3 separate regions of the Homo sapiens genome follow, and regions 1 and 3 are each linked to region 2. A link is a loop called in an ENCODE intact Hi-C map of the cell type or tissue named here. Cell type or tissue: HepG2. All regions are shown on one strand. Links, peaks and the distances in the headings refer to the core of each region. The heading gives the core; the rest is flanking DNA.

Region 1 (10,169 bases), core at 1,023-9,022, 49 kb after region 2:
GTGAGGAAGCTTCAGCCCAAAAACTCCTTTAAGCCTAACATAACCCTTTAGATTCAAGCATTCTGAGGTTGTCATTCTGTTTGGGAAATGAAGTCAGCTTTCTTTGGGTGTAACTACAACTTTTATGAAACAGAAAAAACTCAACTACTTCTCTTCCTTGCTTTTAGCTATCCTTCCTAGATGGTTTTCTAGTTTGGGCTTTTTTACTTGGCTCCAAAATTGTGTTGCTGGGTCCTTCATCCTAAAAGTCCCTGCTGAGCTTGTACTGTGTGTGCAACCCTAGGCTAGATGTTGGATCTGGGGTAAGTCAGAGCCCAGTCTTAACCTACATCCCCAGGTGCACTTTGGCCACTATGGCTGCCACGTCACCTTCTAAAGGCAAATACAGAGCAAGAGCCAAAAGAAAAAGCCACAACCCTTCTAACTGAACACAACAAGGGAGGGAATGTTATTTGCCTCCAGGCAAACAAAGTCCTAATAAGGGAGCTCCTTGCTCTATTTTATTTTTTATGTTTTGGAAGTCTAAGAGATAGCTGCACATAACAGAAGCAAAGCCAATTGCAGTCGTGGAACTAGCCACGGTACTTTCTCTTGAAGGATTAAGGAAAGGTTTTAATGTATGTAAAGAAGGTTTTTTCTTCTTCTTTGCACAGCAATGTAATTTCCTCCCTTGATTTCTGGGCAGAAAGTTAGCATTCCAACAAGATGCACTTTAATTGATTGCAGCTATTAAATCCCTTGGCTTACATGCGTATGGTTCAGGATATAAGAGCCACATGGAATTTTTAATTTAATCATTACTCTTTCTGTATGTAGGAAACTTGACAAATGCATTGGAAGGGGAAGGGTGAGGAACTGGCACTTGATTTGCACACAACAGACGTTAGGGATTGAGGACAAGAACTTGAAACCTTATCAATCTATCTTTTGGTCTCATTGAGTGTTTAGATATGTAACCCTGGCTTCTGAATGGGTGGATGTTACTTCTAGAGACTCCAGCTGTACTAAGAGTGATCAGATTAGCAAAGCCACTTGCTAGGCACTCTTGCCTTTCTCATGATTAGCCTTTAATGCCTCCACTGTATTCTACTCCAGGCCACCCTTGCATCAGAACAGTTTACTGGCCGATTCAGTGGTAGAGTCCAAGAATTTTTTTCTTTAGATGACGAGAATTTGAGAGGAAGGCCAGGATATTAACATATCCCTCTCCAGCGTATTTTCATTACTGCCTGGCCCATCTTTAGGTAATATTGTTTTTAAATGAAAGAAAAATGAAGAATTGGGCATCAGGTTATTCCTAGAACCAATGATTGGAGAATGTAGCAAACTGTGCCTGATCTACACACATAAAGCATTAAGTCTCTGCAGGAGAAGAGAATCTTAGGGTTTGTTTGAGAGGAAAAGTCAGTATCTCAAAGCTCCAAATAACTGTACTGATAAAAACATTTATTTCCATCTCACATTTTATCTCTGCAGGGAGAAAAACCTCCAAAACTCATTGTCTTTTCTGGCAGTTTAGTTCAGTTTCTTGTTCATCCCTGGTTAGGAAAGGCCAGACAGTTTCCTCCCTTCTGCTTCACAGGCAGGTACATTAAATCCTTTGAGCTTGACTTAGCTCTGCTCTGCAGGGGGCTAAGTGTCCAGCTGCCCAGCCAGCTCTCCACCCTACTCTGCCACCCTGCCCACCCACTGCCATCCTGCTGTGGTCACTTACCTCACTCTCCTCGGCAGGGGGTGGAGGGACCTCCTTGATAATCTGAAAAGAAAACAGAGAACAGGTCAGTGAAAAATCTCTGGCTACCTGCCTCCTAAGAGGCTTGCTGTCAGGAGGTACCGTGGTGGTGCTGCCATAATTACCATGGCAATGGCCCCAGCAAGTCGGGCTTAATCACTGCCATGAGAGGTGTCTTTGCTGGACAGAGTAGCTCTGCTAGTTAGCATATGACTCAGGCTGAGGGTTCCAGTCTCATTTGCGTCTCTTCTGGTTTTGTATAGAGAAATAAATGTTCCACAGGTCACAGTTTCATTTCCTACCCCAGATAACTATCATGCAAATTTATTCACTCATTTATTCACCGAGTCATTCACATATCAGATTATTTATTCATCCATCTATCCAATCGTCTACACATTTAACAAAGAATTGTCACACAATGGAAGTTAACATGGTGCTTTAGGGATGTGTCAAGCGTGGACCCCACGCGGGCTGCTGGCAGTCCTTCAGCTGTCACTGGTCCCCACGGGTGTCTTTGCAGGGTGGATGTGCTGCCCAGGCAGACCGAGTCCCAACAGAGGCAGCAAAGGAGTGTCCAGGGATTTCTTTCAGGGCACTGACACTTAGGGGCACAAAGCTTTAACTAACAGTGTTATAAGATTCTGACTGTCCCATCTTTGGGGCTGAAGAGAGACATGTGGAAACTCTGGATGGGCAAGTAATTGGGAGACAGTCTAACCCATGAGAGAATGATGACACATGGGATAAGGACAGAGCAGGGACAGCTGGGGCCAGTGAGCAGTCCCTCCTCCCTCTTGACCCCAACTTGTACCCCTCTGTCATAAAAGGAAAGCCCTCACCGTTAAATGGATTTAGAGTCTCTTACATGGCATTTGGCAATTATCTACTATAATTCCACTCTGTGCCTTGGAGGGCTTCCTCCTCTCACCCCAAACTTATTATCAGAATTTTGGGTCCCCTACTCAGTTCTTTTACTTAGAGGACTTCTGGCAAATCCAAAGCTCATTCCCTATCTCTTGATGCCTTAACATCAGGTGCTGCCTTTGTAGTTGGGTGCTCGGGCACAGCCCACAGGACCCATTTTTTCTTCCTCCAGTCGGGGAGCCGGGCTCTGGCTGCAGGCCAGGCTGCTTAGCTGGCAGCAAGCACCTCTTCAGCTCTCCCTACTCAGCACATGTCTCCTCTGGTTTGATGATTATTCTGGGACCTTGTTAGGGCTCCAATCCCCACGCTGTTACCCACCCTACCATTATTGATAACGTCATCTCTGCATGAGGAGGCAGGCTTCCCACTGCAGGTTCTGTTAACCTTAGCCAATGGCCCAAGACTCCAGTCCTCTGAAAGTATGGTATTCCATTAATTGAAGAGGCAGAAGTGAAGGCCTCCAGGGGTTTCAAACTCTCATTTCATCTGCCTCCACTTCCTGGCTGCTGTGAGACGCCTGGTGAAAGTCTCTGGAAAATGCAAAGCCATGATTGTGCTCACCCACTCAACCCTGGCTCAGAGTTCCTTAAGGAAATCTCTGGGGAGGATCGCTCCTGTCCAGGACTGATTTCCCATCATCCCAGAAGCAGTAAATTACTTTACAGCAGGAAATGTCTGGAAACTGGAGGGAGGGGTGAGGATCTGGGGACCAAGATCTGGAATGCATCTGTTCTCCTGGGGCAGGGGTAGGGAAGGGAGTGAGAGGGGGAACAGGATGTTTGGGAAGAGACAGATGTTGAGAGGGCAGCATATGTGGCAAGGCCCCTGGGTGTGAAGAGGTTTGGTGCTGAGCAGAGGGCTTTTGTCTCCACGGTGCTATGAGCTAAGCACAGCATAGATGTTATATGTGAATTCCAGACCTGCCTTCTCCTGACTGTCAGGATTTGATGAGTCCCTTAACCTGTCTGATCTCCACTGTCCTCATTTGTTAAATGAAGTAATAACATGAACCTTGCAGAAACTGAGTCATCATGAGCGATCATGTGTGTTAAGCATCTGGTAGTGAGTAGGTGCTCAATAGATGCTGCATGCTATTAATACTCTCCTTTCCCTTTCTTGTTGTATTTGTCTCTTACCTTGATTACATCTTTCATACCCCCCCTGCATATACTAAATGCCTTTGCATGGTGGCTTCCAGACAGAGATGCCAAGGGGCCAGCATTTCATGAACTGAGTGAGACAGGAGGCTGGTGTTCTGACAGTGGCCAAGGGTTTTGGGGGAGTCAGTAGCAGTATGCCTGGCCACATGTGTGTCAGCATATGACACTGGCTGGGGAATGCAGTTCTAGGTGGCCCAACACTCAGACCAACCCATCAATGCGGTTGCTATTTAATTTAATGTATTAAGTATTAATTGAATATCTATTCTACATCCTGCAATGTGCCAGACCCTAAGGAACCCAAAACACAATGCTAAAATCCATGATTTATTAAATATTGATAAAGAGGGGCTGGTTTATGATCCAGATTTCACATTGACGCACTGTAAGTTGGGCACCTGAGCTTCTGGAAAAAATGCCACTCTGTTCAGGTAAACAGGAATTAAGCACCTCCAACCTGGTCTCACTGGTTCGGCTTCTGGTTATGTTCAGCAGGAATGGGCAGGAAGTCTTCTCATTGCTTCAAGCCCATGCACCGAAAGCTTGCCCCTGGGGAGCAGGGTGCAGCTCACCACAGGATGGCAGGACAGCTTTTAAAAGTATGATCTAGACAGGCTAAGCTTGGAGTCAGGGATGAGAATTCCAAGCAGTAAAGTTGGATAGGCTGTCCGTGAGTGGGCCAAATCCTTGTGCCAAGACCAGCACATGGGCCACCCAAAGGAGTGCTCTGAGCACAGAGACATGTCAGCTTTCTCAGCCCACCCCACTCCCCTCAGGGCCAGAGTCTGTGTTGCCTGGAGGAGCAGCTTGGGCAAAAGCCTGCATTGCTCTGTAGCCTGCGGCACCATGGCAACACGGCCACACACAGAGTAGCCTTAAAAATAGATATCTCCGTGGTTGCTTCAGTACTTAAAACCAGTGCACCCCTGCTAATGGCTTCCCATGGCTTATAGGATATAATGCAAACTGCCCCCATGTCCCACAGGTTCCACATGATGTGGCCTTACTTCCCTCCCACTGTGTCTCTCTCCTTCACTTTCTGCACTCCAGTCTCCTGGGCACCTTCTTGTTCCTTCCACATGCTCTGCTGCTTCTCAAGTGCAGTATCTTCTGCCCAAATGCTCGCTACCTCCTCCACGCTCAGTCCACAGCCCTGCACATTCCCCAGTGAACACCTACTTATCAAACAGATCTCCAGTAAATGCACCTCCCCTGGGAATCTCACAGAAAGGACAAGGTTCTCTTTGTGGGCTCCCATCATGTTTGTTTTCTGTAGCACTTTGAATTGTAATTGAAAGGCAAATTGCATAATTATTTGTTTCCAACCAGCATGACTAGAAATCCTCTGTTTCCAACTAGAATGCAAGCTAGAATCAGCTTCCAAGCTCAGGCTTGGTTTGGCCCACTCTCCTTTTTCTCAGGTTATGTGAGCATCCTCCTGGTTATGGGTGGGCTCTTTGGCGCCTTCCTCATTAGGAGGGACAAAGAAGATGGATAGGGTTGAAGGGTCGTTAATAAAATATTTTAATGGAAAATAATAAACATAAGCATAACATGGAAGAACTGGATGGTAGTATGGGAGTAAATCTGAGAACATTTTTCACATTTCTACTCTGCAGGCTAGTACCACTTCCCCACTTACTACCACCTTTAGACTGGGTATTTTAGAGAAGCAGAAAGTGACCATTTGCCTCCTTGGGATAGCTGCCCTAGAGTCCCTTTTGCACTAAGAGATGGGCTGGTGAGGTAAAGGGGACGGGAAAAATGAGATGGAATATGGAACTCCTGAATTCTATTGGTATTTCTCTGATACCTGAGAATTTCTTGAAACTGCTGTGTGTTGGGAGATGCATCTCCTCTCCTCTCTTACCAGTGACTTTAATTCTGACTTTATCCGTCTCTGTTCAGGCTGACATGAGGTAGGGTCAGATTTGATGACGATCATTGCATAGATAAAGGAAAGTCAGAAAAGACCAGGTAGAATCTGATCAAATTGAAATGTTACTGACAAATTCTCATTGAGTCAAACAAATTCCAGTTTTTATGTGCACTCCTGAGTTTGGCTGTTGGAAATAGTAATGATGGAAGATGTGGAGATGCAGTCAGCATAGTACGAATAGAGTAGAAAGATTGCGTGTTCTCAGGGCCTGTTTCATGCCTGGGAAGTTGAACTATTTTGGTTTTATGAATTAAGTTCAACCATTTGGGTCTCTGTAAAGCGCTCTCTAATAATTCATTTTATTTTTTTATAAATGGCTTTATAAATTGATTTTAGAAATTGTTAAAGTGAGATAAAGCACCTGATGAGTTTATTTTGCTTTTCTTTTTTCTCTAGCAGTATTGAAGTTTGATTCTTAATGTGTAGGCTTTGATCCTTGCCGTTGTGTTTGTCACTTGCTAACTCTACTGTTACAGTCTTGTGCAGTGGAAGAAAGGATGCTGTCATTCTAGTTCTCAACATGGGCACCTTTCCCACCTACCAGATGACGGCTGCACAGGCTCACTAGACGTTCCGTTTGAAGCCGCGAGTCAGGCCCACATGCTGCTTTAGCAGCAAAAGAATGCCAGGCCTAGTGATTCCTTGTGGTCCCCTGTTTTGCCTCTGTCACCTTGTTGAGAAATCCTCCACCACAACTTCACATCTCCCCTCCTCATCTTTCTTGTCTCCTCACTCTGTGACTGGGACTGGTTAATAGGATAAGCTGTATAGACAGGCTCATTGTTGACAAATGCTCATCTCATGGCATGAGAAATGGAACAAAACAGGGGACTCGTTTTTGGCCCCTTTCTTCTTAAGTTGTATTTTTGTGTCTCCGTGTCCTTTTTGCATGAGCTGAATGCAGGGCACTTCCTGCAAGTCCTCTCTGCCGAAGGGCTGGTCTCTTGCTGCAAAGGAGACACTTCCTTGACACACAGGCATCTCTGCTGTTTAGACAAAGTCCAAGAGAGCTGCTTCAGATAACTCCTTTATTAACGAAATGAAGCATTTGTCCTCTAATTTTAATTAGCTCAGTGGTTTCAAACTTTATTGAGTATCAGAATCACCTGGAGGGCTTCTTAAAACACAGCTTTCTGGGGTACACCCCTGAGTTCCTCATTAGTGGGTTTGGGGAGGGGCACTTGCATTTCTGACAAAGTACCTGCTGGTCTAGGGACCACACTTTGAGAACTGTGAATTAGCTTATTTCCTGGAGCCCCATACCTCTGTCAGATATGCAGGGGCTATGTTTAGCTTCAAGTCAGACATTCCCATGAGTGTTCTGTTGAGACTTGCTTATAGCTGATTAGAAAGACCAGCTTTGAAGCTGTTTCATTCTAAAAATTTTGGTGTCCCCGCTCCATTGTCAGGAACTCTGGGCTCTCCACTGCCTCCCGTCCTGTGTTGGGGAAGACATAGAACTATTTCTGGAGTAAATTTTCAGCTCTGCATGCAGGTACTCCTTGGCTTCCACTGATGTGAATTTGTGGTCATCTGCATACAAGGCTGGCACGGCCTGGATTTCTAGATCCAGCCCTGAAACAATCCCAGCCAGATGGCTCCCTGGGAATTAGGGACATGGATCTTATCTCTCTCTGTCTGCACTGTTAGCAACAAACTCACTGAACTGTGTTTATTCCTCTGTCTTCCGCACTGGACTGTAAGCTCTTGAAGACATGGGCATACTTATCTCCTGACACACAGCTTAGTGTTTGTTACTCGGCCACTATTTCTGGAATAAATGAGTGTGTGTTCCTGAAAAGGGAGGGATAAAGGAAGCATTTCTGATTATAATAAACTTCCTTGCCTCTCAAATAAGCACTTAATACATGTTACAAGATTCAATTCTGGTCTCTTAACCCTCCATATAAATGTTTCTTCAGTAGTTAAGATGCTGAAAGTCCCAACTGCCAAGAGTGGGCTGTGATGCTTGGATGCATTGCGTCATGGGAATCTAATCAGAGTCACGGGTTGGCCTTACGGTTAATTGTGCCATCTTATTAGATACCACCTATACCCCCTTTCATCCCCTAACCCAGGCTTCCATGTAAATTCACTTGCCCTGTGATTATAGACTCCATTTTCCAGTTTTGTATCCGAAATTCATTTCTAAGAAGACTTTCTGAAAATTTGAAAACTACACGCACAGTCTGTTTTGTTCCAACACAGATATGTAACTTGTGACTGTTCATATGTGGTAGTTAAACAGGGCATTAAAATCACTAAACTGCAAAACTGTGCCAGCTCAAAATATGATTTTTGCAAGGTAAAGGAGAAGGTAATGTACATTTTTCGTCTTTTGTTCTTCATAGTCAACTTCATATAACATTAACCATTACACATTTAAAAGTGTGAGGTGACAGTATTCGGCGCCACTGAGTAACATCAGGTGAATGTGAAAATGCTGCCCAGCCACCAGTAGTGACCTGGGGAGGAATATGCAGAAACCAGGCATACCTCATTTGCTTTCTCACTTAGGTGTGTCCTTGTGCAAGTCCAGCATGTATGGCGCTCCTGAATGCGTGTTCTTTTCCTCATTAAAAACCTTTTACATAGCACTGTCAATAGGAGCGTGTGTCCTGGTTCGAAAAATGCAGGGGTTGAATGAGGGAGGAAAGCCTTCAGCCTGTGCAGGAGATGTTTGTAAAGATATAAGAGAAGATGAGATACTGTGAGAGCAATGGGCATAAAGAAACCCAAATGAGCTTCCTCAGAGACCATGCTGAAAAACCAAAGAAAGGAGAATGGAACTCACAGGAGCCACCAGTTGCCTTAGAGGGGATTAGAGGCATGTGTGATGGAGTGAAGAAAAGGAGGTAATGCCGAGAGCAGCAGAATAGTACTTTCATGGTTTTCAGTCTTATTTGGAACCACGCAAATTGCTTTTTTTTTTACATGAAAAGAGGAACCTGGCAACACAACAAAAGCTGAAATTCTATTTTAAGCCAGTGCAGAAGGAATAACAAGACGCTGAGTCATAGCCATCTCCCCTTGTGTTGTGACACTTTGCCCTAAGAATGTCCTTCCTTCCGTCTTGTTTCTGTAGCTCAAAGCCACGGTGCTGCATCAGACTCACGTCAACTAAGAAACTTCACCTGTTTATTTAAAAAAAATCAAGGTAAAGAGCCATATTTACTGAAGTATGTTTTATTAAGAATTTAAGGTGTTTAAAACGGTGGCATTTTTATTGAGTTTATTATTTTTTAGCGTTAGGTTGGCACAAAAGTAATTGCAGTTTTGTCATTCCTTTCAATGGCAAAAACCGCAATTACTTTTGCGCCAACCTAATATATTATTTTGTAAGATCGCACAGTTTTGAATGTTCTGCTCTGAACCCATTTCCCCCATTAGTCCTATTATTTTCATGGGCCAAAATTCCATAATGCAGTCATATCTTCAGGAACACATTTCATGTTACAGGAGAAATGGTGATACACAGAGAATTTTCAGTGTATCTGCTATTTAACAATTATTGTTAACTTTGGACAGAGCAAAGGGAATAGTGCTGACAGGGACTGACTTCCTCATCCTTTCTCTGGTCTTTTGTGCTTTCCATGTGTATCATAAAATCCCAAGGGCCCAAGTAATAAATAATATTCCTTGGGTTTTTGGTAATTTGGGATTGTGAGCTCATGTGTAGTAGGCATTTACCTATGGAAATTCTATGAGGCCTGGGTTGAGGGACGAACCTGCCAGAGGTTTCAGGTTTCCTCTTGCAGATCCCTAAGCATTTCCAAACTTTTTCTCAGCTTCCAATTTACAAAACCTCAAGTAGTGTAAGTTTGAACTCTAGACCTCTCAGAGGTTATGAATTCTTAGGGACACAAACATACACACCCACATCAAACCCATAGCCCATCTTTCACTCAAGGCTTTAGGCAGCTTTAGGCAGAAGACTCAATTTCAACTCCCAAACTTTTATGGGCCCATGAAAGGCTATTAAGCCAAACATCTAGGTTACTGAGATAAGAAAATCTCAGGCAGGAAGCCACTGCTTTAGGGTCAGATGACCATCTGATTTCCAGATCCTGCTTTATTTGGGCCCTGGAAACATCTCCTATTTTCTCATGAGCCTGGCTATGCATTTAAGGCAACTTCTATTCTATTTTTTCCAGGAATTTTTGTTTTTCTTTTGCTGTGGAGTCTGCTGCATTGTCAGTCAATAGTAATGGATTTTTTTTTTTCCACAAATGATGACTTCCTGCACGCTCAGAGGTTAGCTCAAATAAATGTGCCTGTATTTAGATGACAAAGGTCTTTTTTGAAGCCTTTGATTTAAAGCACTGTATGTCCTGGGGGACTTCTGGGTTGATCTCTTAAAGCCGGCTCAACTGCTGCCCCCCTGGCCTTTTAAATTCTGCATGAGAAGCCA
Region 2 (10,169 bases), core at 1,115-9,114:
TTGGTCAACAGGTAGCTGTTATAAATGTGTAGTGTCATTTAAGAGCCCCATATTGTTGCAAAAAATAAAAACCCCAAACAAGCCTTCCCATATGTTTCCACTTCTCAATCTATAAATGAATATTCATTACATTTTTCTGTGGCATTCCATCCATCTCCTCTATTCCTTAAATGATGTCTTATTTAATAGGCTTTCATTTTATTAAGATGGTGCATACGAGCAGTGTTCCCAGGATATATCAAATACAATCACCCTTTCTATTTGAGGTAATAACAATCTTTTTAAGAGTTTCAAGACCATTTGATACACGGAGAGAGATCACTGGAGCATAGGGACTTCCAGGGGTCAACTGTTCCATCCTTTAGTTTCATAGTTAGCTAGGATTGGCCCCCAACAATCTGCTCAGAGAGAAGACAACTGACCCTGTCTGCACAGAGCAGAGTTGACTTGCTACATAAATTCATTCTAAGAAGTACATTCAACTTAAGCTGAGATAGAGAATATATGTTTTGAAAAGTTGTTTTAAAGAATAAATAACAATATATACATACTTGCTTTAAGAAAGATTATCATAATTCATAATCATAGAGTATAAAGAGGCCTTTTATGTTCTACATACAAGCTGTAATCTTAATGTCACACACCCAGAGATTTCAGGGCAATGCCTTGTTGCCCCATTGACAATACATGGGAAAACTCTGGAAGTCTTTGTCTATTTACCTACATTTAGACATTTCTCATCACTCCAGGCTCTAATGGTAATGTCTGGTGAATGAGGAAACCCACTTTAAGAGAAAGATACTACAACTGCAACGGTTTAATTTTGGTCAGGAAACTCAAAGTCTAGAAGAGCCTTCTCTTAAGGATCCCTTCAGCAGCTCTGTATGATGAGGAGAGAGCAAAAATCACCCTCCCCTAGGTGGAAAATCTGAGCCACAAAGAGGAAGGTCAGGGCACAGAACCAATGTTTCTTTGCAGCCATGAGACTGCCTTGGCTTCCTATATTAATATTTCTATTCACTATTTTTTCTTTTGAGTAGGTGGAACCATCAGTAACAAAAATGGTAACTAAAATAGACTTCAAGTTACTTGGCCACCCATTGCTTTAAATCATGGCTCTAGCTCTGCAGGTTTAATAAAATGCAAAAAGATACTGTCTGCAGTTTGAGACAGTTTCCCTCCAATAAAACTTTCCTTTGAGGGTATTATTTTGCTTTTCAGCAGCTAAAAGCCTGTTCAAAAAAAAATCAGGAAGGATGGAGATGCTTATGGGAGGGCTCAACACAGTGGGAAAGGGGACCCTTCTGATGGTGGAGGAGTCTGTGGGCACTTCAGTCAAGAGGTTTCGGACAAGCTGGGAAGCTTTCTAGGACAATGACTTGATCATAAGCATCCCTTGGGCCACTTGTTAAAAACAGAGGACAAAACCCCACCCTGTATCTACTGAATCATGATTACCAAGAGAATTTGTCATTTTAATATACGTTGATAACATAACACTTAATAAGTACTGCTTATAATCAGAAAGGTTTGTGATACACAAAGAAAATGAACTTGTTTAGCATATAATATAGTGCCTGGCTCATGGTGAAGGACTCAATACAACTCAGTAAGAAATACTCAATATTGCTTATTGTGGCTCATTAGCAATACAAAAAAATGGTGAATGCATAAAAGAACAAGATGTACTCATAGCCAGTTGGTTAAGGGAGATAGATAACCTAATTTTCATCAGTAGGGTGTGTGTGTGTGTGTGTGTGTGTGTGTGTGTGTGTGTCCTCCTTCTGGTGGACACTGTGATGTTACCTAGGCTAAAATTCCTTAAGTTAGAGGGATTAACCTTTCTCCTTTTGGGGAATTTCTGGCAGGTTGAGGAGATGACTACGCACACAGAAGCCTTTACAGTCACGGCAAGGGCCTACAGCCCATTTTGCTTGTGCATGCTCTAAATCAACCCCAAATCAAATAGTAGGACCACCAGAACCCAGGGACCTGGGGACTGCCTCCCAAGAAGAGGCTGGCTCTGGGGCAAGCTGCCCTTTCGTGGTGGATGAGGAGGTTATGACCTTGGGTCTTATCGTGGCTTAATTCTTTTAAGCATTCATTAAGTCCATGAAATAATAATCATAATAAAATCTCTACATCATAGCCATTGACAGAATTTAGAGTGGGTTTCCCGATGTCAAAACGGAGCAGTTATTAAGGCTCCTGGTTTGTTTTAATTGGACCTGGGCCTTTCAGACCAAAGTCGCTCCGGCCTTTGGAACCATTTATACTCCTTCTGCCTTGAGGCTTCCCACCCCAATTAAGTGGTGAGTCTAGGTGGGGCAGGGATATTTAATAGGCCTTTGGTTTTCTGTAAGCCTTTTATTAATGCTGTAAGTTACAGCGGCTACATACTCTGGGCTGGGTTTCACCTTCTGGTGCTGTGTTCCTGGCTGTCATGGTTTTGTTCCCAGTGTGATTTTCAAGTTGGTTAGTGTTAAAGCAGGAAGTACTACCCCTCCTAGAACAGCCCAGTTTCACCTAGATGGCATAAGTGCTTTAGGAAGAAGGAATGTGGCAGACAACCTTGCCCTTTCTGCAGATCTTCCCAGCAGCTCTCTGCTCTTAACCTACCCACGTCACTGTCCAGTGTATTTTCCAGTGAAAAGGGCTAACTACACCTGCATTTTCCAAGCAGTTTGAATTCCTGGCTATGGCACACTGAGTTGATTACTTTTACACCGACAACACAATGAAATCTCCCTACTGACTTGTCCTCAGTATAAAAATATAAAGGGATACCCATCCCCCCCTTTTTTTCCAGAACTGAAAATAAAACTTAAAATTCTCAGCTGTCATTTAGTATTATTGCCTTCAGCTTGAGAGCTTTTAAAAGAAATTGGCTTCAGAAAGTGACCCAGACCATCTAAAGCCCACTACAGCTGAATCTTGCCAGCTTAATTTTAATCTACAAAGGCATGGGGTGACTTTTCTGCAGTTTTCACACGAGGGCCAGGAGAATGAACTGTTAGAACCTTTGCCGCTTGGTTGACCTTGTTCATTTGAGGACCTTCCACCCGGCTCCTCTCTGCCTCCTTAACAGTTGCTCAAGGAGATGATAGGAATCCTTTGTCCTCAGATCTCTGGGGGTTAGAAGACACCCTGAAGAACCTGTCCATGAGATAACCTGTGTGCCCCTCTGAAAAGTAGCTTCCTCCAGGAATCAGCCTGGGGCCAGTCCAGTAGGGCCTTGGTTTCACCTGGGGATAGCAAATCCACAAGCCAGGTGACTGAAAGGAGACAGACATTCTCTCATAATTTCTTCTCCATGAAATTCGAGCTCTACAGGGAAGAGGATCTTTTCCATATACCGCTAGTGCCTAGAAAAAGAATTGAACTGGGTACCTATGAATAGTCCCCTCACACACAGGCCCTCCACCCAGGCCTGCTCCTTGTCCCATTCCCACCCCTGACTTGCAGTAGTTAATTAATAAGGGTATTTTCTTTTAATAATAACAATGCTGATATGCACCAGCCACTGTGCTGAGCATTTCATGCACAATATTGCATATACTAAATGCACTATATTGCATTTAGTAATCACAACCATGAGCTCCCATGGGCTCATTTTACAAGTTCAGAGTGGGTCATTAGTCAAAACCACACAGTGAGTGGTGGGGTTAGGTTTCAAACCTAGCTCTGCTAATTGGAAAGTCTCTATTCTTACACTCTCACCTAGGTGATCTTGAGCCCTGAGTTGATGTTGTTGATACAGAAATAATTACACGAAACTGAACTCTCAGATTCACATTGTGCACTTGCAATAGGCGAGTGGCCCATCCTCTCCAGTAAGGCCTCATTAGGGATGAGGGGGCCACTTGTGTGAGCTGGACACTGGCCAGCAGCAGGGATGGGAGGCCCTGAGGCCCTAAGCACTTTTGGTGGGAACTGCTGACTGGTGAGATGCATGTCAGTCCTTGGCAGGAAGCTAGGACAGATTATTAAACAGATGGCTTATAAGTTCCAAAGACAGGAAACAGTGGTCATCCCTGGGAGCAAAGGTTTGCCGAAAGCGAATTGTGCCAAACCTCATTTTTTTTGCAAGTCTCACTAGATTCATAGATGGGGGCTGACAGATGTAGTTTATCTGCATTTCAGCAGATCAGTTCACACAGTGTCTCAAAGCACATTTAGGGGAAAGATGGAAAGATGTGGGATATTTAACTGCAATTGAGATGGCTCAGAGAAGGTTGAACAGGCAGCACCCAGAGAGTGCTGGTTAACTTAGCAATGACAATGGTCACTTGTTCTGAGTGCCAAACACGGGTCAAGAATGTAGGAAGAACTGAGTAAATATTTGTTGGTAGTATTAAACTCATGGGGGAAGTCTTCAGTGGTCCCGTGAAAGGGCTCTTTCTTTGATTTGCAAACATTTACAGAATAGACAAAGAGTTTGGGAAGTGGAGGGGACAAGGTCTTGCTCCTTGATCAAGGGGAGGGAGCAGTAGGGTCTAGTGTCTTTCATTTTCTTTTGACCTCTGGAGCCCAGTCTCTGGGACATGGTGATGGGTGAGGATGACTGTGGGTCTTTCATTGTATCTGGACACACTGTGTTTCAGGAGCACTTAGTGATTCTGAGGGGGAGGTTTGAAGACTACTCTGAGAAAATCGTGTGTGTGCGTGTACATGTGTGTATATATGTGCATGCATGTATATATGTGTGTATATACATATATGTATGTGTGTATATGTATGTATATGCATGTGTGTATGTATGTATTAATAGATATGTATGTGTATGTGCATGTTTGGTTTCCCAGCCCAAACATCTAGAACCCACCTAAAACCACCTATCTAGAACCAGATTATCTCCGCTTACCTGTTTTTCATATTGGCTTTCTGGTAAGATTTCATTGAAAGAAGAAGTTTTTTGGCTCAAAAATGTTTGGAAGCCATGGAATCTGATGATATAAAAGGTTCCTTCTAGCTCTAAAAATTAATTGGTTCTTAAAAATTGTGTAGAAGGAAGCTTGCTAAAGGCAAACTCTAAAAAATACTGGTTTTGTCTGCCACTTCCTTTTCACCTCCTGGCACACACGGTCTCCCTGGCAAGCCTCTAAAAGAGCTCCCACCTCTGGGCCTGCCATCTCCTTTCTCTTAAGTGCCTCCTAGCACTCTTCAGGCCCCTGACAGTGTTCCTGTACATTCCTTGTATCAAATTGTCTTCTTAAGTGTAAATGACTGGCTTCCATTTTCTCAGTGGTGATATCTTTGTTGTTAAAAAAGCTTTGAACTGATAGAATATCTGATTAGCAGAGTTTTAAGCAATGTAGCCAAGTGAAGAATTTGAAGAAGAATGGGAGAGAGGCTCTGGGTCAGTAGAGCCTCCATTAATCTTACCTAGAGAAATGTGGCCTTTTGCCCAGGTTCATTAATTTTTTTCAAAGCCACTTTTAAAGTACCTACTATGGGCCAGCATTCTACTAGACTCTACTGGGGGCAAATATTGAGTACAAATAATCTCAGTTCCCACTCCCATATGGCTTGCAGGCTGAGGAGGGGACGCTACTTTACTTAAACATTAATTTGTTAATTCAATAATTATTCACTGAGTGCCTATCATAGCTGGGATGTAGTAGTGAATAAACCAGATGATGTCTATGCCCCATGGGGCATATCTTTAAATGGGTGGATAATTAAAATCTGAGATAAGCATGTAATGAATGTTAAAATGGAAGTTTTGACTATGCTCTGAGCTGTAAGATATTCTAATAAGTTGCCTAATAGGGAAACATCTGTAAACTGGCTTCATGATGCTTGGACTCTTCAGCCAGATGAAGGCTATAAAAGGGGCCTGGGTAGGGCGAAGGATGTATGAAGGGATTTCTTGGAGAGAAAAGTTGCTGTGCTGTGAGTCTCCAGAGACCCTTCCAGTAGAGATTTCATCAGGGCTTCCCTGGGCTTCCCCTCCAGTGCAGTGAGGCTGTCCCCATGGGGCTACTTGGAGAGCTTGGAATGGGTTCCCTGAAGATGGCGAATACAGAGTTCTCATGTCTGAGAAAGTGGAGGCAGCCTGTGCAGCAGGATGGAGGGGCTGCAATTGGGTTCGCCCATCCATGCGTCCTGTAAGTCTTTCTTGTGGACCAGATGTGGGTCGTGCAGAGGAAGTGCAGAGCAGAGTCATCTTGGATGCTGTCCAAGAGGCTATGTAATAGGACAGAGGGACTTCGGCAGTAACAAGCTGGAGGTGACTGCTAGACCCAGAGGCTATGAAAGCACCACAAGCAAACACTGGGAATAAAGAAACATCTGCCTGTGTCAAGGAAACTACTGGAAGGAAGATCCCAAAAGAGCTCCAAGGAGCACCCCAGGGGAAAAAAGAGAGTCAGTGTTAAACACAGGCTGGGCCCACAGAGCACAGACCAGCTTATAATGGGACTAGTTCAAGGAAGGTCTACTTTTTCTCCTACCTCTGCTCACCTGCCCCTACCAAGGAGGGGTAAGAAATTGGCTAACAGACTTGGGTGGGGACTAGGAGGAGAAGAGCAAAATGGAGAAACAGGGGAGAGACAACCTCATCCTGCCTTTTCACAGGGTGGGGTTGGAGTTTAGCCTAGCTGGGGGAGGAAGGAAGGTTTACCCTGGCTCAAGTTGGAGGTTTTGATTAATCTCTCGGATTGTACTTTCTATGACTGAATTTGGAGTTTGTTTTTGAGGGTGGACCTGCTTATAGCCTAAGAATACACTGAACAGTTACAGGGCCTGCCATGGCTGTATGTGGTGGCAGGAGAAAAATCTCTCTCAATGAATAAAATTTACAAGGAGTAGAAGGAAATACAAACCAAAGCTTTGTTTTGATCATGTCACTTGTCTTCTTGTCCCACAAACCAGGTACCAGTGCTCAGAAGGAGAGAAACAGTTACAGAGGAAGTGATACAGCTTGCAGGCCAGGGAATGGCTTGGTTTTCCTTAACCTGGGGATTCCAACATCATTTTCTCTTCTTCCTCTTCACAGGACCCAGAAATGCTCTCCTGGACCAGGCTGTTATGGATGTTCAGGTTCTCACCCACATTCAGCTGTTTTTCTCCTACAGGGCTGGCTGTGACTCAGTGTGGAGGCGCTGCTCTGGCCCTGGCCCCTGTCCTGCCCTGGCTGAGACTGCCTGGCTGTGGGTTGCCCTGGGGGCTGGCAGAGGGACCACAGCAGCTGGGCTGACCCCCTCCCATGCCCCACACTGGCCCATTATGCTTAGTGCCCCCACATACGTCCCAAGGCTGCTGGCAATGGGGGCATGGTCATCCACTTGCGACTTGTAAAAGTCACAGGGAATGTTGACTGGAACCCAGGCCTCCTGGCGTCCAGGCCCTGGCTCTTTCCATGACCCACATGTGGGAGACTGACTTAGGTGTTGCCCCGACACTCTGAAATGGAATTTCTGCACAAGCATGAAAGAAATACATCTAGGCATTTAACAGTGTGTTAGAGACAGGAGTCTGGCGACCCCACCAAGCTGTGCTTCCACAGGATGAGCTTTTCCAGGGTGGAGCTCTGGCAAGACCGCTGGTCTTTGCGGAAGGTAACTACATCAACAGAACTGGCATGACAGCTTACAAAGAAGAGGCTTTGTGGGAAGATATCTGTTGCATCTTGTTGACAACATGTGTCATTTTGTTTGGCACGTTTTAAATGTACAGAAAAAATAGAAGCTCTGGTCCCTTTAGGAAAATAGCTTTGTTAAACCGACTGGCCATTTTTATGTGAGTTAAAAGCAGGAAGCAGATGTGGGAATGTTTCTTGTGTCTCCCATCTCAGGCAACTGGCCATCTGGCTGACAAAGAGATTATAGGCTGCCCAGCCATGAGAAGCAGCGCTTCAGATGGTCCATGTAGTGAGTGCACTAGGCCATAGATTTGAGGTTCTAGTCACAGCTCAATCTGCTCTGTGGCTTTTAGGCCCCTCCTCTGTGAAACGAAGGCACTGGCTTTAGTGGTAGGTCTCTTGACAGTGATTGCTTTAGGGTTATATAATTTGCACTTTGTATGTTATTAATTTTGTTTAACAGTAATAGCCAGGTGTGGTGGTGGCTCATGTCTGTCATACCAGCATTCTGAGAAGCTGAGGCAGGAGGGTTGCTTGAGGCCAGGAGTTTGAGACCAGACTGGACACCATAGTGAGACCCTCTCTCTACCAAAAAAAAAAAAAAAAAAAAAAAAAGGTGATGTGCACATGTAGTCTTAGCTACTTAGGAGGCTGAGGTGAGAGGGTCACTTGAGCTCAGGAATTTGAGGCTGCAGTGAGCTATGTTCACCACTGCACTCTGGCCTGGGCAATATAGTGAGACCCCATGTTAAAAAAAGTTAGCTAGGCTTGGTGGCATGCACCTGTGATCCCAGCTACTTGGGAGGCAGAGGTAGGAGGATCACTTGAGTCCCAGAGGTCAAGGCTAGAGTGAGCTGTGATCACTCTACTGCACTCCAGCCTGAGTGATGGAGCAAGACCTTGTCTCAAAAACACCTCAGTACTAACTGGATATTGTATTATGTTGTTTACAAGAAAACCCCCAAGAAATGGATACATATGCTGTTTTCTGAATAGTACAAATATAAATATGTATCTATTTTATCATAAAGCATAGGTTAGGTTAAGGGGTCACAGTCTGCGCCTGCTCTTAGGTATTGCACTCACTGGTTAGAGCTGACACCTTATGAATGGGCACTGCCCTGCAGCTAAGTGTGGCATGGTGCCAGGAACACCTCCTGGGAGCTGCCTTGGATGGTCATATACGCAGAACCTCATGGATCTTCTTTTCCACTAAGTACTCAAGGCTGCGCTCCCTGGGCTTTGCCTCTTACCTACACTCAATCAAAGTACCACGTCCAAGGTCCTGTGAAATTCTCTTTCCCACTGTCACCTCCCTGGTTTTCTCCTCTCTTTCTCTACTCCTCCCATCCTCCTCCTCCCCTCCCCTACTTCTTTCTTTGTGATTCTCCTCTTTTATCTCCTTCCTGTTTTTCTTCTTCTTTAATAAAGAATTTACTAATTCTACCATATGCAAGGTATTAGAGATAGAGGTAGAAGCCAGCTATCAAAAGCTAAATGAGTGTGACATAAAGCAATATTAAGATGGTCTGAGGCACAAGGCATCTCCAGTCCTGGTAGGGATGAGCAAAGCTTTCCAGAGAAGAAAGGACTTGGGTTGACTTACAACGAGAGGAGTGGGTTGACTTACAATGAGAAGAGAAGGAACAGCATAATTTGGGCCGGGGGTGGTGTGAGCAGAGGTCCACAGGTGGGAATACATATGGTGAGTAGGCTGAAATAGCGTCTTGGGGGCAGTCTGCCTTGTGCAGGACTCCTGAGAAGCAGGCAGCGTCTGACTGTGGAGGGCACTAGGGGAAGCCCTTCTTAGTCAGTCCCGCATTTCCCAAAGTGCCTTTCACAGACTGTTAGTCCCAAGTGATGCTCTATGAAAACAGATCAGTAATTTACAAGTTTGGGAAATGCTGCGTATGTTCCCCCTTTGGAGATTCCCAATGCATGTTGGCTTATTAAAGCATCTTTGAAGTCCTGCAGAGAAAAAGCCCTCTTTAACACTAAGTGCAACAATTTCCAAATGTATTTGACACCTATGAACAGCTGCAGAATAATTATTCCACAAAACACACCTTGTGTGGGCAGGCAGTGGGAACCAGTGAAGGTGTTTAAGGGAGTGTAGTTCTTTGGTGTGTAGGAGTAAAAATTCCCTTATGTCAGAGAGAGATGCATGTGGAGTCTACACAGATGTGCCCAACACCTGCTGGCACAGTTGATCCCGCTCTGTGTTCTGGGGAAGAGAGTAGTTGTGCTGGTAAGTGAAGAAGGGTGGGTTTGCATTCCTTAGCACTGACAGCATGTATTGCCCTTGGGAATTAATGAAGTTCAGCCTATATGCCAAGAAAATGTTTTCACTGGCTGGAGAAGAAGTTGCATATACATATGCATGCATGTGTAAACTTTTGCTGACTGGCAACCTGTTTTGATCTCATACCCTCCCTGTTTCTCCTTGTTTAACCAGAGCCCGAGGGTATCCTCTAAGGAAAATCTTAGGTAACACCTCCTCTCTGTAGCCTTTTCGGACCAGCCCTTGCCTCTGGCTTGTCACTTCCACCCAAGATCTCTCTCTTCTTTATCTTACTGCCAGTGG
Region 3 (10,169 bases), core at 1,536-9,535, 64 kb before region 2:
GTCAAATTTGTTTATCTTTTTCTTATTGCTTGTGTCTTTGGGTCTTGTGTGTGAACTTTTGTTAGAATTTCATCAAGCCCTGTTTAATGGAGAGATTTTTCTCTGACTCAATTCGGTAGTTTATTTTTAGTGGCATAATGGGTTTTAGTTTATATCATTTGTTAGGGTCCTCTAGCCAGGCCTAGCTCTATTATAATCCATGTAAACTAGTACTTAGGCCTGCAGAGATCCAAGCAGCTTCAAGGCCTGCCAGATCCATTTCATCTCATGGGTGGGGCCCTCTTCACCTGTCTCTCATCATAATCCTCCAAAAGAACCACCACAATCTAGCTCCTGAGCTTGGCTGGAATTTTTCCAACAAGGGCAGATTGAAATTCTTTTCTTGAATAGAGTTAGAAGGAGATTAATAAATAGAAAATAGGGGTCGTTTAGTTTGGATTTGGAACAAGACAGTTTTTTGGAGCAAGAACTTGCTTTGAAATCCCAGTCACATCATTAATTCTGAGTCTTTTTAAAAATCTATAATATAGGAATAATAGGACCTCAACTGAAGAATTTGTGATGAATATTAAATGTATAATTCTGGATACAGAACCACCACAACAAACAATAGTAGCTAAATTTGTTGAGTGCTTAATATGTGCTAGTCACAGAGCTAAATATTTGCATGAATTATCTCACTTGGTCTTTATGACAATCCTATTAAGTACCACTACCATGTAATATAAGGGTTAAGGTAAAGGTTTTGATCATGTTTAATTCTCAGCTCACCTACTTACTGTGTGACCTTAAGTTCTTGCATTTTGTTTTTCTTATCTGTAAAATGGAAATGTAATAACACACATATACATACAGTTGTCCGTTAGTATTTATGGGGAAATTGGTTCCATGGATATCAAAGTCTATCAGTGCTTAAGTCTCTTATATAAAATGGCTTAGGCCAGGCACAGTAGCTCAAGCCTGTAATCCCAACACTTTGGGAGGCTGAGGCAGTTGGATCGATTGAGCCCCGGAATTCAAGACCAGTCTGGGTAACAGGGCAAAACCTCATCTCTACTAAATGTACAAACATTAGCCAGGTGTGGTGGTGAGCACCTGTAATCCCAGGTACTTGGGAGCCTGAGGCAGGGAAGGTTGCCTGAGCCTAGCAGGTGGAGGTTGCAGTGAGTTGAGATTGTGCCACTACACTCCAGCCTGGGCAACAGAGGAGGTTCTGTCTCAAATTTAAAACAAAAGCTTAGTATTTGCTTAGAACCTATGCACATCCTCACTTATACTTTAAATCATTTCCAGATTACTTATAGTACCTAATACAATGTACATGCTACATAAGTGCTTGCTATACCGTATAGTTTTTCAAATTTGTATTTTTTATTGTTTTGTTTTTCTGAATATTTTTGATTTATAGTTAATTAAATCTGCAAATGTGGAACTGTGGAAAAGGAGGGCTGACTCTATAGTCACAGGTTGCTTAATAAAGGGGATATGTTTTGAGAAACGTGTCATTAGGCGGTTTTGCCATTGCATGGACATCAAGGAGTGTACTTACACAAACCTAGGTGGTATAGCCTACTACACGCCTAGGCTATTCGGTATAGTCTATTATGCCTAGGCTACAAACCTATACAACATGTTCCTGTGCTGAATCCTGTAGGCAGTTATAGCACAGTGGTAAGTATTTATGTATCCAAACATATCTAAACATAGAAAAGGTACAGTAAAAATATGGTACTGTTTATCTATGGGACCATCGTTGAATATGTGATTTGCATTGATGGAAATGCTGTTATACCATGCATGACTGTACGTATTTGCTAGGGCTGCCATAACAAAGTACCACAAACCAAGTGGCTTTACCAACAGGAATTTATTGTCTCAGCTCTGCAGGCTAGAAGTCCAAGATCAAGGTGTCAGCAGGGTTGTGCTCCCTCTGAAGGCACCAGGGAAAGACCTGTTCCTGGCCTTTCTCCTAGCTTCTGGGAGTTCTTGGCTTGTGGCAAAATAGTTTCAATCTTTACATGGCATTCTCCCTATGTGTGTGTCTCTGTGTCCAAATTTCTTCTTTTTTTTATTTATTAATTTTCTCTGAGAAAGAGTCTTGCTCTGTTGCCCAGGCCGGAGTGCAGTGGCATGATCTCAGCTCACTGCAACCTCTGCCTCCCAGGTTCAAGAAATGCTCCTGCCTCAGCCTTCTGAGTAGCTGAGATCACAGGTGCACACCACTATGCCCAGCTAATTTTTGTGTTTTTAGTAGAGACAGGGTTTCACCATGTGGTCCAGGCTGGTCTCAAACTCCTGACCTCATGATCCGCCTGTCTCAGACTCCCAAAGTGCTGGGATTACAGGCGTGAGCCACTTCGCCCAGCCTAAATTTCCTCTTTTTGTAAGAATACCTGTCATGTTGGATTAGGGGCTCATCCTACTCTAGTAAAATGTCATCTTAAATTACCTAATTACTTCCACAACAATCCTATATCCAAATAAGTCCACATTCTATGATACTGGGGGTTAGGATTTCAACATGTAAATGTTTGGGAAATACCATTCAACCCATAACAATATACATGATGAGTTTGTCATGAGGTTGAAAAGAGTTGATCGATGTAGACGATTTACAACATTGGTTCATAGAAAATGATCAGGAAAGTGTTAGCTGTCATTACTACTACCATGAATCAGATGGAGAAACTGAAGCTCAGAGAGGTGGCATGACTTTCCTAAGGTCACACAGCCACTAAATGGCAGATTCAGGACTTTCAGCCAGATATGGCTGATTTCAAAACTTCTGCACCATGTATCTTCATTGCCTAAGAGGATAGAAGAGAGGGAGGCATTTATAATTCAAGGTGACATTCAGAAGAGGCTCACCTGGGTGTAATTATCTACAAAGAAGGTTCTGAAAATCATCCTCAGTACTTCACTTGCATATTTATATTCCATATAAATTTTCTTATTTCCAAGTAAAATGGCTGTCAATGAATGAAATGAAATAAAGAAAAAATGAGCTGTCAGTCATTGCATCATTTTCTTTTTTCTCTTGGTTATTTACTGCATTGGATTACTTACGTTCCATTTCCTTCTAGTTATTTCCTCCACTTAGTGTTGCCCAAAGCAGGGTCCCACCTTTCCTTATCAGGGCTGCCCTCCATGTAAGATCTCTTATTGGGTTTTCCTTTCCTCCCAGTCAAAATCTACCTCTCCTATGTCCCATTCTCATAACAGAGCTTTTACTCAGTTGTCCTGGTTAAAAAAATAATGCAGGTCAGGTGCAGTGGCTCATGCCTATAATCCTAGCACTTTGGGAGGCAGAGGTGGGAGGATTGATTGAGCTCAGGAGTTCGAGACTGGAGTTTGAGACCAGCCTGGGCAATGTAGTGAGACCATGTCTCTACAAAAAACTTAAAAATTAGTTAGGCATGACTTAAATGTTAGACCTAAAACCGTAAAAACCCTAGAAGAAAACCTAGGCAATACCATTCAGGACAGAGGCATGGGCAAAGACTTCATGACTAAAACACCAAAAGCAATGGCAACAAAAGCCAAAATAGACAGATGGGATCTAATTAAACTAAAGAGCTTCTGCACAGCAAAAGAAACTACCATCAGAGTGAACAGGCAACCTACAGAATGAAAGAAAATGTTCGCAATCTACCCATCTCACAAAGGGCTAATATCTAGAATCTACAAAGAATTTAAACAAATTTACAAGAAAAAATCAAACAACTCCATCAAAAAGTAGGCAAAGGATATGAACAGACGCTTCTCAAAAGAAGACTTTTATGCAGCCAACAGACACATGAAGAAATGCTCATCATCACTGGCCATCAGAGAAATGCAAATCAAAACCACAATGAGGTACCATCTCACATGAGTTAGAATGGTGACCATTAAAAAGGAAACAACAGGTGCTGGAAAGGATATGGAGAAATAGGAACACTTTTACACTGTTGATGGGAGTGTAAACTAGTTCAACCATTGTGGAAGACAGTGTGGCAGTTCCTCAAGGATCTAGAACTAGGAATACCATTTGACCCAGCCATCCCATTACTGGGTATATACCCAAAGGATTATAAATCATGCTACTATAAAGACACATGCACACGTATGTTTATTGTGGCACTATTCACAATAGCAAAGACTTGGAACCAACCCAAATGTCCATCAATAATAGACTGGATTAAGAAAATGTGGCACATATATACCGTGGAATACTATGCAACCATAAAAAAGGATGAGTTCATGTCCTTTGCAGGGACATGGATGAAGCTGGAAACCATCATTCTGAGCAAACTATTGCAAGGACAGAAAACCGAACACCGCATGTTCTCACTCATAGTTGGGAACTGAACAATGAGAACACATGGACACAGGAAGGGGATCATCACACACCAGGGCCTGTCAGGAGGTGGGGGGCTGGGGGAGGGATAGCATTAGGAGATATACCTAATGTAAATGATGAGTTAATGGGTGCAGCACGCCAACATGGCACATGTATACATATGTAACAAACTTGCACATTGTGCACATGTACCGTAGAACTGAAAGTACTATAAAAAATTAAAAGAATGAAAGATGGTTAGCCAAAAAGAAAAATTAATTAGGCATGGTGGTGCATGCCTGTATTCAGCTACTCAGGAGGCTGAGGTGGGAGGATTGAGCCCAGGAGGTGGAGGCTGCAGTGAGCCATGATTGTGCCACTGCACTCCAGCCTGGGTGACAGAGTGAGTCTCTGTCTCAAAAAAACAAAAATAAAACAACAAAGAAACAAAAACAGACAAGCTTTGCTGGGGTGTATTTGTTATACCCCTGGTGGGTTCCTAAAGACTGTGCCTCTGACAGCCTGGGAACAGGTGGTGGTGGGGCTTACACCAGGGACAAGTGTGAGATGGTCATGACTGGGCAGGCCCTGTCAGGGTCCGAAGGTTGAGAACAGTCTTACCATTTCCAGCCCCAAGTCCAAGTCTTCAAATTCCTTATTCAGGTTCCAGGGTGGCTGGTCCCATCTCTCCATCAGGACTCCCCAGTGAGGGTCCTCACCTATGAGATTCATGTCTTCGGTCCCATTTGGGAAGCTCTCCCTCAACGTGGAAACCTTTTGTGGATCCACAAAGAGCGGTCCTGCTGTAAATCTGGGTGGGCATCAGGCACTGAGGAATTATGATCGCCTTTTCCGATGTGGTTCATTGTGCAGCTAATTCTCACTGGTTATGCTGAGCGAGGATTCTTTGAGATTTTGTAAGGAAATTTCCTCATATTTTCCATTCCTTTCTTCCTAGAGACATTTTGCTGGCAGAGCAACAGCAACTTCTCTCAGCAGCCAGATGAGAAACAGAGCTTGGAGGCAGAGGCGAGAACAGTGCTGATGTGGCCGGTGCTGTTCCTTGGAATTAAAAAAAGGCAGTCCCACTTGGGGCCATTTTTCTGAAAAGTGAAGGGAAATGTAAAACATAAAACGGACCTAATCTCAAGAAAAGTGGACCCTGCTATGTGGGGAGAGATGGTTCTGGGTGAGATGATGCCGCAGTTCTCTATTAATACTTAGGTCATTGACACTCACCTTTTCATGTCGCAAGCCTGGCCTTGGTCTCTGGTCATGGACATGCCACACTCGTGGGTCGTGAGGGTTGGCCCTCTGCCTTATCTTCCCCAAAGACAGACTCACTGGCTCCTGAGCCCCAGGGATCTCCAAAAAGGGGCCTTTGTTGTGGGGACAGCCCCATCATCCCAGCTGGTGGCTACCTTCCAGCAGGTGTTATGTGGCTATGTCCCAGTTCCCAAGTTGCTGACCTTGTGTGATCTCTTCCCCACCCCTGCTGTGATGCTGGAATGACAACAGTTCCTCAAATCTGCAGAGCACTTTCAACTTCCAAAGGTCTTTGGCGAACACTGCCACTAATGTAATCCCTGACTTCCCATTAAGTTTGTGTTTAAGGAATTGTTATAACTTTTAAAGAAAATTATAAAATCAAAACAGCACACATAAATGGTTTTTAAAGAAGCAGAAAATATTACAGAAAGGCCAACAATGAAAACTTCCATTTCTCATGTCATCGCCAACCACCCCATGTTCTCCTTCCTAGAGGAAACCACTCTTAATGGTTTCTTTCTTTTAATTTAGTTTTTATTTTATTTTATTTTACCATGCCTTACAAGGCTTGTTATTAAAACAGCAGTATCAGGTTTCTTATCGGGATGATGAAATGATCTAAAACTAGACTATGGTGATGGTTGCACAGCTCTGTGAATATACTAAAACCCACTGAGTTGTACCCTTTAGATGGGTGAACTTTACAGTATGTAAATTATATCTTAATACAGAGCTGGACATTTTTCAGCAATGTGAAACATGTGATGTGATTTCAGTCCTATTAGGCAAATAAAGCAATTTGCGAGGGCTTTGAGAAGACACATAATCCCTAAATGGATAGACATGTGGCGTTAATTATTGATCACAATAGTTACTAACCATATAGTCACTGCTCTTAGAATAACACAGATTACTGTCTGGTCTACAAAGTCACATATGCAGAAAAATTCTTGTTTCTTTAGATATTGTCTGTGTTGACATACACTCAAAAATGTTGATGTTCTTTCTTCTACTTTGCTGACATCATATTTTCATTAAATACATGCTGCAGTATACTAAAAAAAATTATATCTCAAGCTGTTAGAAAAGGAGGCGGAGGCTGGGCACGGTGGCTCATGCCTGTAATCCCAGGACTTTGGGGAGGCCAAGGCGGGCGGATCACCTGAGGTCAGGGGTTTGAGACCAGCCTGGCCAACATGGTGAAATCCTGTCTCTACTAAAGATACAAAAATGAGCCAGGTGTGGTGGCGCGTGCCTGTAGTCCCAGCTACTTGGGAGGCTGAGGCAGGAGAATAGCTTGAACCTGGGAGACGGAGGTTATAGTGAGCCGAGATCGCACCACTGCACTCCAGCCTGGGAGAAAGCAAGACTCTGTCTTTTAAAAAAAAAAAAAAAAAAAAGACAGTCTCCTGACTCCCCCCTTCCAACTGCCACCACTGTCTCACTTCCTGAAGGCCATTACTTTCAAACAGCGTGATATTTTCTTCCATATTGCTAAATTATTTGTTTGCAATGTTATTTCTTCATTACTTAGTTTTAGGCATTTACTATTGACTTCCCATTAAAAAAAGATGAGGCTTTAACTTTCTTCCCTCTAACTGCCTTGGCCCCCACCATACCAAATATGCACTTCCCACCCCTCATCCTTCTCACAGAGAGTTACAGATATCCTGGTTAACACAGTGTTTCTGTTTATATTAACATGACGACAAAAGCACCACTGGCAGCTGTCCAGTTGTGTGGCGTGGAGGAGGGCATTCGAGGGTTTCACTGATTCTTAATTTGTCAACCTCCTATCTTCCCCTCTCTCTCACTTCTATTTCCCAAGGTCCCTGGATTCCAAATCTTTTGTTTCATCCAACGTGTAAATGATGCTTCATTGAGGCTTTCTCTACTGTGAGCGTGGAATTCAGTTTTTTTGGGGGGGGTCTCTGATTATTTATCACTCGTCCATCTGCCATTCAATTTCTGAAATTTTGTTGCTTTTTCTCATCTCACATTCTTGTCTTTTCTTGAGACAGATTTGTTGACATATAATTTATAGACCATACAATTTATTCATTTAAGGTGTACAACTCAGTAGCTTTTAGTATATTCAGAGAGTTGTGCATCCATCACCACAATCAATTTTGGAATATTTTCATCTTTTTATTTTTCTTTCTCCCACCCTTGATATCCTATCATCTCTTTTTCTGAGTTTATGCCTTTAAACATTCCTTTCAATTTTTTGAATTCCTTAGAATTTCCTTTGAATTCACTTGAGCCCAGGAGTTCGAGACCAGCCTGGGCAACATAGTGAGACTCAATCACTACAAAAATAAACTTGCTGGGTGTGGTGGTGTGCACCTGTAGTTCTAGCTACTCAGGAGGCTGAGGTGGGAGGATCCCTTGAGCCTCGGAGGCGGAGGTTGGAAGTTTAACCTCTTGCATTGGATCTATTGCTTTCTGGGTCCCGTGTCTTATCCTTTCTTTTTTAATTGTCTTATTTTGCTGGACTATATCATCAAGTATATTCATTAAAAGGTAGTAAATTTTTCATTCCTTCCAGGTCTGAAAATGTCTTTGTCCTAATTTTATACTTGGCAAGGTATAGAATTTTAGCTGAAACTGTGTTTTTTCTCAGGAGTTTGAAGCCTTTGTTCCACTGCTTTTTAGAATCTAAGATTTCTGTTGAGAGGTCTCATACCGATCTAGTTATTGTTCTCCTGTAGACAACTTTTTAAAACCTTTTGGGAAGCTTTTAGCATTTTCTCTTTATCCTTGGGGGGTCTTGAAATTTCATAATATGTCTGTCTATCTGTCTAGCTATCAATCTTCCTCTATCTATTCTCTTGTGCAGTGTACTTGGTTGATCCTTCAGTCTAAAGACTTGTGTCTTTCAACTTGGGGATTTTGGGGTACTATTTTAAAAACAATTCTCCTCCTTCTGTTTCCTGTATTCTCTCTTTTTCCTTTGGGACTTTTACCAGTCAGATGATGAACATTTCTGGGTTGGTTCTTTTTGTCTCATATATATATGTGTGTGTGTGTGTATATATATATATATATATACTTTTTTTTTTTTTTGAGATGGAGTCTTGCTCTGTCGCCAGGCTGGAGTGCAGTGGCATGATCTTGGCTCACTGCAACCTCCGCCTCCCAGGTTCAAGCGCTTTTCCTGCCTCAGCCTCCTGAGGAGCTGGGATTACAGGTGTCTGCCACCATGCCCAGCTAATTTATTTTTGTGTTTTTAGTAGAGATGGGGTTTCACCATATTGGCCAGACTGGTCTTGAACTCCTGACCTTGTGATCTGCCCGCCTTGGCCTCCCAAAGTGCTGGGGTTACAGGCATGAGCCACCGTGCCCAGCCCTGTCTTATATATTTTTTAAAAAAATTAAGATTTCCTTTTGTTCTCCCTGATGAAAATTTCCCAAACATTATTTTCCAATCATTCTGATGATTTTTTCTCTTTTCTTAGATTGCTCCTTAGATGAATAGTCTTTTGTTATTATCTTGTGTGACATTGTCTCAAATCTCTCTGAGTACATTAGTTAGAGATCTCCTTCTCTTCTGCCTTTTGAATTACCCATTTCTGATTGTTTGCATCGGTCTTTTTATTTTACGGTATAGGCTTCCCTCAAGTGTATAATGAGGTTTTAGTTGTTTGGTTATATTTGAGAATGAGGCAATAAGAAAAGGTGATTGTGAATCTGTGTGTGGAAGCGGAGCTTGTCAACAGGTAGGCTTTCCTTTAAGGATAGTGGGCAGGAAGTTGAACCTTAGCAAGAAAACTCCAAATGCCCTACGCCAGCTGCTGTAGCTTTTCCCAGTTTTACCCCTCCAAAAGAGAAGAACCTTGTGCTTTGTTTGTTCGGAGTAGGGAGGTGGTTATTACAGCACACCAGCCTGCTGGGAATTCTGTACATGGTGGAGGTAGGAGATGAGTTGAGGACGACTGCTCTACATATAGACTTTCATTGATCTCTTTGATTTCAGCCCTTCATCCCACTCCCACCCTAGCACCTGGCATTTCTGAGTTGGGAGTCTCTCTGGGGCTGTTCAGGACAGAGGTCTTCCTCTGTAGCTGCCCCCTACCCCCACTCATCAGTCTTATAGGCTGTAGCATCCTCTATCTTGTTTCATCTTTTGTCAGCTCCTTAAGTATTGTTTTTTATTTTTCAGAAATTTATTGAAATCTATTGTCCCTTGGTGACTACTCACACTTTCTTCATGGTGATGGACTTTTAGATATTTTTATTGTCATTTTAATGTGGTCTTGCAAGGCAGTGTGCTATCTTGAATTAGAAACTCTCTGTTAGTTTCAACAGGTATAGTGGAAAGATCTTGGTTGGGTTCCTTGACAGCTCTGCATTCTAGTTATATAGTTCAATGCATTTTTATGTCCTGTCATTCTTTCTAGCTGTGGCACTGCTATTATGTGGAAGCCTGGAAAAGTATTGAGAAAAGTTAGCTAATCAATTCATATTTTTGAGGCCCAGGTTCCCTACTTTTAAGTTATTCATGCTGTTAGCTACCATGATTCTAGTAGGTATATGGTTTTGTGCAAAATGCTGGAAAAACAAAGATGAATAAGTCATGGTT

What was found. Hi-C counts contacts between places; a loop is a spot of excess contacts. Peaks named below come from ENCODE experiments on the same cell type or tissue, not always from the same donor. Only the 100,000 strongest peaks of a DNase experiment are listed, where the experiment ranks them.
Region 1: a loop joins it to region 2, with 4 times the contacts of the local background. A loop is called at or near these places in 5 of 110 quality-filtered maps.
Region 3: it touches region 2 in a loop (6-fold over the local background); 2 of 110 quality-filtered maps call a loop at or near these places.

What each region holds. Positions count from the first base shown.
Region 1 is chr2:69,161,835-69,172,003 of GRCh38, reverse strand. It overlaps ANTXR1 (ANTXR cell adhesion molecule 1), which reads right to left. Exons shown (of 18, transcript NM_032208.3): 14 at 1,715-1,756. Among named protein-coding and RNA genes, the nearest start is that of MIR3126, 63 kb to the right of the region's middle. RefSeq lists an enhancer at 253-547. In HepG2, for the core only: no CTCF peak of the experiment used is centred there; a DNase peak (open chromatin) is centred at 5,043.
Region 2 is chr2:69,210,993-69,221,161 of GRCh38, reverse strand. The region is part of intron 17 of ANTXR1 (ANTXR cell adhesion molecule 1); the gene reads right to left. It overlaps LOC124906019 (a long non-coding RNA gene), which reads right to left. Exons shown (of 2, transcript XR_007086799.1): 1 at 1-10,169. Among named protein-coding and RNA genes, the nearest start is that of MIR3126, 110 kb to the right of the region's middle. RefSeq lists a silencer at 3,771-4,065. In HepG2, for the core only: no CTCF peak of the experiment used is centred there; DNase peaks (open chromatin) are centred at 3,961, 4,391 and 6,191; H3K4me3 peaks cover 234 bases.
Region 3 is chr2:69,275,696-69,285,864 of GRCh38, reverse strand. No RefSeq gene overlaps it. Among named protein-coding and RNA genes, the nearest start is that of GFPT1, 110 kb to the left of the region's middle. RefSeq lists an enhancer at 5,570-6,071. In HepG2, for the core only: no CTCF peak of the experiment used is centred there; a DNase peak (open chromatin) is centred at 5,684; H3K4me3 peaks cover 3,189 bases.